2 separate regions of the Homo sapiens genome follow, and region 2 is linked to region 1. A link is a loop called in an ENCODE intact Hi-C map of the cell type or tissue named here. Cell type or tissue: MCF 10A. All regions are shown on one strand. Links, peaks and the distances in the headings refer to the core of each region. The heading gives the core; the rest is flanking DNA.

Region 1 (5,392 bases), core at 340-5,339:
TTTGCCTCCTTGATATCCAGCTCGAAGCCCATATTCTCCAGAAAGAGAAAATTTTTTTGGGAGACCGAGATCTTCCTCTTCCCTGAGTCCCCTACCAATGATTCTCTCCCTCTTGTGGGTTTCTGCAGGGCTAGCAGTGCATCCATCAAACCATTAGGGCCTCCATGTGGAGAGGCCAGTTGGCTCCCTTTTTAGGAAGCTCTGCCCTTCCCTTCCAGCAGACCCAGAGTGGAAAGGGCCCAGGGTCCCTGCCTTAAGCTTTGTCAAGGGTGCCATATGTCAAGGGTGCCATATGATGTTTTGTCTTGGGCCCAAGGGGCCTCAAACTGTAAGGAAAAACCCTCTCTGATGGTTTCCTGGCTCAGACTTCTGCAATTAACAGGACTTCTGCAACTAACCACCTTCTTGTCTGCCCACATACATGATACTGACCTTCTTTTATTCTCTCCTCTGTACAGAGTTACCTGACCCTCAGGAAGATTTAGGCTTTTTTTTTTTCTCCCATCTCACCTTGTATAAATATGTCTTCTCAGTATAGTAATGTCATTGGATTGAGGATACTTGTTTGCAGAGGAGGCAAGAATGCGTTGTTCCGTTTTTGAATTCCACACATCTAATATGGAGCCTGAGCCACAGGGCTCAAAATGTTAAGTAAACAAATGAATGGGAAATTAATAAGAAGAATGCATTGGCAAGACCGTGAAGGTACATTTCTAGGAGTGAATGTGAGTCTGTCGGACCATGTGGCAATGTGTATTTGTAATTCTTTTTAAATGCACAAGTTTGAGGACTGTGTTGAGTATTGGGTAGTATCTCTTTGAAGTGTATTTTTTACTTGACTGTGCTTTTAAATAAAGAATGGCTGTGTCAGTATGATCTTGGCTATGTCTAATTACTATTTTTGTGAAATGGGACAAATAAAGCTTGTTCTTTATAGAGCACTGCTCTTGTAGTGTGCATGTGTGTGATGGCTTGTGTATTTGAGTGCTTTGGAGGGGCCGTGTTCCTGGAGAACAATCTATTGACACTGATGGTGGGCTGAGTAGTAAGCTTAAGAAATTTCCCTGACTTCAAGGAATTTACAACATCCTTGCGGGGGATTTAGACTCTGATGTAATTATTCTCAGGACATATAATAAAGTACTAAATTGCTCATCAAAGACAATCAGATAATACATATTAAAAAGCTAATTGTGCAGTAAAAACAAGTGCAAAAGAAGTCAGTGGGGGAAAGATAAGCTTGAATTGGAACTACCAGAAATGTCTTATGAAGAGAGGGATTTTTCTTTCCATTTTGTCTACTGTCCAATGAAAAGCTCAGCAGACCCAGCAATCCCATTACTGGGTATATACCCAAAGGAATACAAGTCATTCTTTTATAAAGATACATGCACCATATGCTTATTGCAGCACATTCGCAATAGCAAAGACATGGAATCAACCTAAATGTCCATCAGTGATAAAGAAAATGTGGTACATATACACCATGGAATATGATACAGCCATAAAAAGCAATGAGATCATTCCCTTGCAGGGACATGGATGGAACTGGAAGCCATTATTCTCAGCAAACTAACACAGGAACAGAAAACCAAACACTGCATATTCTTACTTACAAGTGGGAGCTGAATGATGAGAACACATGGACACATGGGGATGGGGAACAACAAATGCTGGGGCCTGTCTGGGGTGGGGACTTGGGGAGGGAGAACATCAGGAAGAATAGCTAATGGATGCTGGGCTTAAAACCTAGGTGATGGGATGATCTGTGCAGCAAACCACCATGGCACACTTTTACGTATGTAACAAACCTGCACATTCTTCACATGTACCCCTGAACTTAAAAGTAAAAAATAAGGCTTAACAGAACATTTTTTAGGGCATCTCAGCTTCCCTTTTTCCAGCTGATAAGAATGTTTTGACTTAGTTCTTGTTCATATTGAGGCCCCAGTCCCCTGTTTGGCTTGATGCTAGTGGCAATTAGGGGTGCAATTGGAGTCAGAGAATTTCTTCCTCCAGGTAGGTCCCTGTGTTCCACCAATGCAAAGGATTGCTTGGGTTCAGGTTCCTGTGGCCCTTGGACTACAGTCAGAATTCTCAGTGTCCTCAGTGTTCTGATTTTTTAATGTCTAAACACACTTCACACCTAAGATCTGATAATCTGGAAACTGAACCTAAGAAGAAATGGTATGGCAGCTAGCTTCCAAGATGGTACCCAATGAGCCATTTCATGCCTGTGTAGTGCTTTTCCACATTGATAGGGCTGATTTTTGCAACCAGTAAGATATTGTGTAACTGGTGGTGTGTGACTTCCTAGGCTGCATCATGAAATACTTAATTTTTGCCTTGTTCTGTCTTGGAAAGAAGGCCTGCCATGGGAAGCTTTGGGAAGAAGCCAGCTGCCATGTTGTGAGAACTCTCAAGCAGCTGTGTGGAGAGATCCATGTGGTGAGGAACTGAAGCCTCCTACCCACCATCAAGTCAGTGGCTCACTACTGTTGCAGTGAATTCTCCAGCCCATGAAGACTTTAGATGATTTACCCAACATCTTGATTATAGCCTCATGGATTCCCTGAGCCAGAACAACCCAGCTAAGCCTCTCCTGAATTCCTTACCTACAGAAACTGTGAGATAATAAATATTTATTCTTTTAAGCCATCAAATTTTGGGTAATTTATTATGCAGTAATATGTAACTAATATAGATAAAAATATTCAGTTTGAAGGAAAGAAGAAAAATAACTTACAATAAACTCAAGAAATAAAATAAAATTAAAACAAAGGTTAATTCAAAAAGAAAGAATTATACTGTAAGCAGTTGTGGTCTAAGTGTGTGTATGCAGGAATGTTGTGATAGATCAATGCAAATTTTCCATATTTGGAGAACCATGCTGTCTGTGGGGGAACCAACCAGAGTAGTCTGGGCATGAGTTTTGTGTGTGTGTGGTGTTGGAGGTATAGGTTGCTGTGGTATTTGTATGGTTAGAGATGATATACAAATTATTTAATGATTGGTCATGGCACAAGAAACAAGCAATTAAAATGGAACCTCTACCAGAACCATTACCTGCAAACAAACAGTGAAGCTACCCTGGTGTCAGTTGGATGTGTGTCAGCTTTGGGTGTAGAGGCGCTGAAATGGTCTGGGGTGTGGTCAGATTACCTTGGACATTTTAATATAGGTCTTTCCACAAGATGGCACTGATAGCTTTTCCTTGTTTCTCTTTTTTTTGTCTTGTTGAAAAATTTGTGATTCGTATACTGTTGCAGAACATACCATAACTGAAATCTCCCAATTTACTAGTTGATTTCTTGTACTTTTGACAAGTCAATTGCCTTTATGGCATTTAAAATTATGGTGTTTTTTTCTTTTTTTTTAGATCATCCCAGGAGCACATTAAAAGTTTAAGTTGGGGTGTTGGGAATGCTGCCTCACATCAGATGCTATCATCATGGGAGCTGGAGATGGGGAGGGAGGTGGGGACTAGGCTTTGGTTTTTGAAAAGCCATTCAACAAAGGCAGGTGAGAGTGGAATCAAGAGGGAGCATTCAGTTAGGGAAGAGGCACTTCTGTGATCAAAACCATGTTGGTGGACTCTCTCACTTCTTCTGTTTACGCTGCCTCGAGCCTCAGCTGAGCCATAGCCTGGCTGGCACTTTGATATCAGCCTGAGGAGACCCTGAGCTTAGGTTCAGCTAACCTGTGGCCAACTTCTGACCTACAGAACTGACATCATAAATGGTGTTTCTTTAGCCATTATGTTTGTGGCAATTTGTTATGCAGCAATAGAAAACCAATATAGTTGCCTTTATTTACTTTATTTTCTTATCTTTAATATGCTCATCACAGCACTAAACCTTTGGAGTTTCTAAACTGGTGTATTGCTTTTTTTCTTTCCCCTTTGTTTTAAGTTTTTCGGTCTCTAAAACTATAGGCCGCATAGGTTCATTTTCCAGTGTAGATGCAACAAATATGATGAACCAATGGAACTCACAAACTGTCAGCATCTGGTTTCGTTTTGGCACCTTCTAAACTCCTGGCTGCTCCCTCCACCACCTTTAGACCAGTGCTTCTCAAGGTGTGATCCACAGTTGATGTCACATGGGAGCCTGTGATAGATGCGGAATCTCAGGCCCCCCGACCTGTGAGATCCTCAGGTGGCTCATAAGCACACCTATGACTAAGAAGCCCTGGTGTAAGACTTGTTTGTCCTGCAGCTCTGTTTTTCCTTTGGTCATCGGCAGCATCCAGAAAGTGGTCTGGTCACAGAGGTAGTGAGTTGATCTCCAGGTGTCTCTTCTCTGGAGCTGAGAAGTTTTAGCTGAGCAGGGATATGGGTGGAGGAGCTGATCAGCAGAGGGAGAGGCCTCAAAGGGGCCTAACTGGCCTGGGTGAAAACTTGAGGTCAATTAGAACCACCTAAGAATCCTGGATTAGAACAACACATTGGCTTTATCTACGGGTTAGAAAGATGTCCAAGAAAAACAGGCTTAATGTACATGTACCTTTCCTGTTTTTTGTTCCAAGGAAGGGCTTGGTTTCCAGATTTCCTTTCTAGAGGAATGCTTGAAACATTGCTTCCTACTCTACCTACCTTTACGTTAGTTTCCAGGCAAGGCAAAAAGTGCCCCAGTCATTATCCTCCAATTTAAATGTCTCTAGCCTCCCTGTAGCTTAGGGGAAAGAAGGCACCATGGACAACCTTTTTTCACACAAGCCCTCCTTTCCCCTCTGTAGCAGACCTTCTTCCCACCCAAATCCCATCCCCCAAAACCTCCTTAGGACCCATCATCTCTGTGGATCCCTGGACTGGCCTCCTGTATTCCGGCCTCTACACATTTCCCCTCTGTGAACCTGCAGAGACTTTTACAGAGCATGGATGTTACTTTTCCAGTTCTTCAATAACTCCTTATTGTCTTCAAGAACAAACCCCCAAGATTTATAGACTGGTATATCAAGCCCTCCAGGATGAGGCCTCTTGCTTTTTCCTTCAGCCTCACCTTACCTCATTCCTCTGCAGAAGTGTTTGTCTTGTCACAATGAACAATGTGTAGTCAGTCAGAGGAGCAGAGCTCTCCTATGTGCCTGTGCCCATGCTGTGCCTTTTTCCTGCCCTGCTCTTACCTTTGGCCTGCAGCAACATCTCAACTTCCTTAAGTTTCACTTTGGGAAAAGAGACCACTTTCTCTAGGAAGCTTTCCCTGCTCCAATTCATGTTTTGTGTCCCTCTTCTGAGCTTCTGCAGCATGTGTATTAGAATATTTATGACATTATATATTAAACACATATTAAAGCTTTTATTGCTATATTATAATATGTTTATTGTAAAAGCATTAAAACACATACACATGCAAAATGTTAAAAATCATCACCTATTACCTATTTATATTAG
Region 2 (5,392 bases), core at 66-5,065, 240 kb after region 1:
TTACAGTCTGAGAAACAAGGAGGTAAAGGATGCCCTATGCAGAGTTGTGGGCAGAAATATTTCTTAATGGATTGGATTATTTCATTAAGAGACCATTAGCCCAGTGTAGTGTGTCTACTCACAAACATGCCACAATACACAAATTCATCAAATATAATATTTGTTGAGAATACTGTCAAAGAATAGAAATGCTTGTCTGTTTAGTGTTCTAGGCATGGCAGAAAGCAGGATTTCTGCTCTGGTGAATTTTGTTACCAGATACAAGAATCACTCCAAGCTGGATTAAGACTACTTGTTTCTGTGCTTGAAGATTTCAGTTTTGAAAGCTTTTTGGCTCCCATTTTACCTGAACTCTCTGACAGTCAAATCTTTGAGCTTGTCTGGTTAGGGGATGTGGAGTAGAGACAGTGGGAACATAGGTGGCAGCGGTGTTAGGGAAATAAGCCGCAGAGACACCAACCTTTATTTCTCTCTGCTTACATAAAAAAGAAAGCTTTCATTCTCAGGAGTCAAATAATATTCCATGTGACAGTCATTTTGTAATTATATCTTAATTCTTGCGGATTGAAAAATGAACAGCTTTGAAAAAAAAGTCTCTTCTTTTATTATCCAGCTGTATTCGCTCCTCAAATAGTGTTCATTTCTATGTGTATTCCTTCCTTCTGTGCAACCAAGGCAGAAATCTCTGCTGTTCCCTAGGGGATAAGCAGAAAGAACACATACTGGTGGCTTTTCTCTGAAACTACATTTTTATCCAGATGCACTTTTCATGAAGACTCGTCTCTTTTCAACTTATGGTAGCTTTTTAGATTTTTAATTTATATGTAGTAGCTTCAGTGACATTGAAGTTGTTGTCTTAGATATTGGTTATACTAATTCTAGGGTCCAAGGTAAATGCCATTAACTTCCATTCTCTCAGCAAACTGTGCAAGCTTCATATTTCTCCAGATATTTATTTGTAAAATAAGCATAACTGTGCTACATTATTGTATACCCTCAATGGGAAACATTGTGGGAATATTTTGTTTTATGAATCTTCCCACCAGAGTTTATCTCTACTCTGAGACAGAGCTGGAAGGTACTTTCTAAGAGACACAGGTATGGAAACATCTGTTTTCACACACTCATGACATCTACTGTTGTTCCATCCTCAAGTCAGTTCCTATCTCTTACTCTCGAGTTTTATTTTTCTGTTCCTAACCACAGAAATAGGGTTAAGTGTCTTTTAGGTGACCTGTGATCTTCTCTGTCTTCTACAGATCCCTTTGTGAGGAGGTCACAAACTGGAGGTGAAGGGTCTCTGCACAGAGTCCCCTTGATCCCCAACTGGCTGTCCCAGTTGGATAACATCACAGCTGATAGCAGGGTCTCCCTACTGACCAGCCTGATATCCTTCCCAAAAGATGTCTCAACCTGAGGTTCATAGTTTTCTAGAGGGTGCCTGGGCGGGTGTCAGAGGATTTTTGAACTTTTTTGAAATTATTCACTACATTTCTAATATAGGTATTAATGTGACCTTTTCATCATATTCTTAGAGAATTAATTCTGGCATAAGTATTTCTTCCCTCAAATCCAAACAGAAATATGAGACCAGATCCAACTTTCTTCCTTCAGAGACTATTGACATCCACAATATCCTTACACCCTCTTAAATAAGGATCCTTTGACCTGGTCCAGTTTTGCCTATATAGGCATTGCTGTTCTTACACTAGTTAGAGAATATGGAAGGTATGGGTGGTTCTCAGCTTGGAGGTTGAGGAATAATGGGTTATGGGGGAATATCAAAGGCCAAGTGTGGTCTTATTGAAAGTTTTTCTGTCTTCTTCCATCCCTTCCTGTATTCCCTCCTGTATTCCTTAAGTATTTCAATACTATTCCTGCTCCTCCAACACTTTGTAGATGAGTGAATACCCCACTAGTGTTTGTTGTTTTACATACTTTGCATGGATTTAGACTCACTAGAGAAAGCAGCATCTACAGGCAAAGTGCAATAGCATAAGAGTGAGTAGGTTTATGTGGTCACAGGTCCCTCCTGGAGGATGAATTAGGAAGAGTGAGTCATTTTGTTGCTGCTTCCTATTGTCTATGCAAAATGCTTATATTGATAGTAAATGTGGCATTATTTTCACTATCTCAATTTTTTTTTTTTTTTAATAGTGAATCTTTTTTTTTTTTTTTAATTTTTTTTTTTTATTATACTCTAAGTTTTAGGGTACATGTGCACATTGTGCAGGTTAGTTACATATGTATACATGTGCCATGCTGGTGCGCTGCACCCACTAACGTGTCATCTAGCATTAGGTATATCTCCCAATGCTATCCCTCCCCCCTCCCCCGACCCCACCACAATTGTTTTTGTTGTCTTTATTTGTTGCACTCATCCTGAGTGCATGATTATTCCCCAATGTCTCACTCTATCCATACTCCTTTATTTTTCTTCCTTTGTACATTTCAAATACTTTTATTATTTTAATATGTTTTTTGTTAAGCTCTTTTATTCACCAGAAACATAGTCATAATATCAGATATTTATTAAATCTATTTACCTTTTTCAAGCACTATGTGTCAAGCAATTAACTATCTCTGGGGTTACAATAACGACTAATGCAGATATTCTGTTTCATGTAATTCACAGTCCAGGGGGAAAGCAGACAAAATAACAAGAAGTACAAAAACTTGCTAAAGGCACATGCACAGGATTGTTGTTTGGGTCAGAGGCATTGTTCAGAAAAGGAATCTATTTAGAAGGTCAGAAAACATTCATAGAGAGGTGATATTTAATTAACTTTTTGTGGCATTGGGTCATCTGGTGTCTGCAAAGGATGAGGGAAGATGATAAGGGAAAGAGAAGAGTCTGACAGAGACACACTAACCTGAAAAAGGCAGAAGTGTTAGTTGGGCGGGTGTTTTATTCACCTGTATGCCCATTGCCCTGTTGAATACTAGTCTGGCAAAAAGTAAGTGCTTAATATACCTTTGCATAAATGAATGTGTGAACATCTATTGAGTATAAAGTCTTGTCCAAGGGTTTCCTCAGGTGTATTTTTTGATAGATACATCTTGTTATATTCTTTCTGTTTGTCTGATAGACTCCTTTTACCTAAAATCAAGTAACAGAGAAAATAACAGAGTACAGGTGACAATCCTGAGTGCATACTTGAAGTTATTTGCCTTCATTGCAGGATTGCCTAATAGACTCAGCTGACTATTTATCATATATTTACATTAGTTAGTCACTTAAAATTGCACACTGGATTAATATGTTTTAGCTATAAGCAGGACCGTTATTTTGATAATCTTTAAAATAATTGCTTGATAGCTTGACATATAAAATCAAGAGTTAAGACATTTAAACATTTATCTTTAGGAAAATTATGAAAAGACTATTATGGATCTTATAACTTCTGTAAATGATTTTTACAGTGTTGATTTTGTAACTTCTTTAGAGAAAAACTAGTTTTACCTGATATCCTTTTACATTCATCAGTTGTAACCTATAATGGATTAGAGGAGACGATGGCTCCATCACTCCCAACAATGAGTGGAATAAAACATTTTATTGATGGGTGCAAATGTTTCTGGGAGAGGAGAAAGCATGGAAGTGGGCAGGAGAGATAAACTTAAGCCAAGGATAAGCAGGTAGTATGTGTCACAGAGAGCTTAACTTTGAAAATGACATATTTAAAGGGTACAAGAACCTAAGTTAGTTTTGTTGTGCCGCTAAGGTGTGAACACAAGTGTGAGTGTGTGTGGTGTGTGTGTATATGTATACATGCATGCACATGTATATTTTTGTGGGAGGGTGCTAACATTTAAAAGCTTTAGGTATAATGGGCATTGCGATAAAATGCTTTATTTGCATTATTTCATTTAATAACGATCTTTAATGTTTATATAGCTCTTTAGAGTTTACAAAGGTCTTTTGTGTTCATCATCCCGTTTGATTCTTATAACACTCCTGTAAGGTACTAGTCCCACAGTTTTCGGATATATCCATTGCAAATGGTAGTTTAAATTACTTTTCCAAGGTCATATTCATTGTTAGAACTAGCAGTAGGACTAAAATAGAAGTGAGCCTTAACTACAAATCTAGTAATTGTGAATTCCATGCTTTTTATTCTTTGTCCATTTTTATTACCTCATCCATTCATTCAAACACACGTGTGCATGTGCCTGCGTGTGCATGCACGCACGCACACACACACACTGTATTAATTCTTATCAGAGAATAAAGTACAAAGAATAAACTTTATTTCTGAGATCCTAAAACTTCATTTCACTCAGAATTGATGAACTTTTTCTAAAACGTTCTAATTCCTTCCCTGACCCTGTAAATAAAATATATTGATGATCATGAATGTATTTTTTAAAAACGTTTACCATGGGCACTTAACTGTATCTTGTGTTGTGGTTCAGTGATATTGTCAGTTGGAACTGAGCTTATATAATCTTTGCTTCTGAATTAAAAGATTCACATATTCCAGTATTTTATGAACTTTGTGTAGAATTGTATAGTTTCTGATTCTTTAATTATTTAGTTTGTTACTTCAACAAATATAAAATGCCTGTTCACTCTGAGTATCAGACACTGGGTTAGGCACTAGGAATGTAGAGATAAATAAGGCCCTAGTCTTGCATTGAGTAGCTAACAATCTACTTGCAACCCATTTCAGTGCAGTGTGATTAATGCAATACACGGAGTACTGTGAAGACCCAGAGAAAAAAATTCCCAACTCAATTGGTGAATTTCATCCTTGCATGTATTTGTAGCAGGTCAAGGTAAATGAGTTTGACAAGTTCAAGAACTTTATTCTAGTAAAACTTCATGAGATTAAGCCTACTCAGAGATAGCAAGTGCCCCCAGGTTAATGAATCCAGAATCTCTATAATTTATCATCCACAATTTTCAGTATGTAATTACAAAATGCTCAACATTGGGGAAAAAAACAACATTGTGGCCCCTATCAAGAGAAAATGAGTCAACACGTCAACCCTAAGATGACTCCATTCAGTAGTCAGGAACTTTAAAGTAGCTAGTGTATATAGGCTCAAGAACTTATAGAAAATTTTCTTATAATAAGTAAACATATGTAGAATCTCAGTCAAGAAATCTAGAACTGAAAATTAAAATACGTGAAATAAAAATTTACTGTTTAACAGTAGACTGGTGTTGGTAGAAAAAAGGGTCAATGAACTTGAGAGTGATTAATAAAAATTATTGAATCTGAAAAACAGAGAAAAAATGAATAACAATGAACAGAGTCTCAATGACCTGTGCTACAATTCAAGACATCTAATGTACATGTACTTGAAGTCTCAGAAAGAGAGAATAGTATGTGTCACAAAAATATTTGAAAAAACATTGGTTAAAATGTTCATATTATTAAAAAAT

What was found. Hi-C counts contacts between places; a loop is a spot of excess contacts. Peaks named below come from ENCODE experiments on the same cell type or tissue, not always from the same donor. Only the 100,000 strongest peaks of a DNase experiment are listed, where the experiment ranks them.
Region 2: a loop joins it to region 1, with 19 times the contacts of the local background. A loop is called at or near these places in 1 of 110 quality-filtered maps.

What each region holds. Positions count from the first base shown.
Region 1 is chr1:159,773,728-159,779,119 of GRCh38, reverse strand. LOC101928264 (a long non-coding RNA gene) reads left to right here. Exons shown (of 3, transcript XR_922193.3): 2 at 459-705; 3 at 2,365-2,663. Among named protein-coding and RNA genes, the nearest start is that of DUSP23, 4.5 kb to the left of the region's middle. In MCF 10A, for the core only: a CTCF peak has its summit at 3,185 (motif pointing right); a DNase peak (open chromatin) is centred at 3,169.
Region 2 is chr1:159,529,753-159,535,144 of GRCh38, reverse strand. OR10J5 (olfactory receptor family 10 subfamily J member 5) reads left to right here. Exons shown (of 1, transcript NM_001004469.1): 1 at 1-67. The coding sequence ends at 67. Among named protein-coding and RNA genes, the nearest start is that of OR10J5, 3.6 kb to the left of the region's middle. In MCF 10A, for the core only: no CTCF peak of the experiment used is centred there; a DNase peak (open chromatin) is centred at 2,024.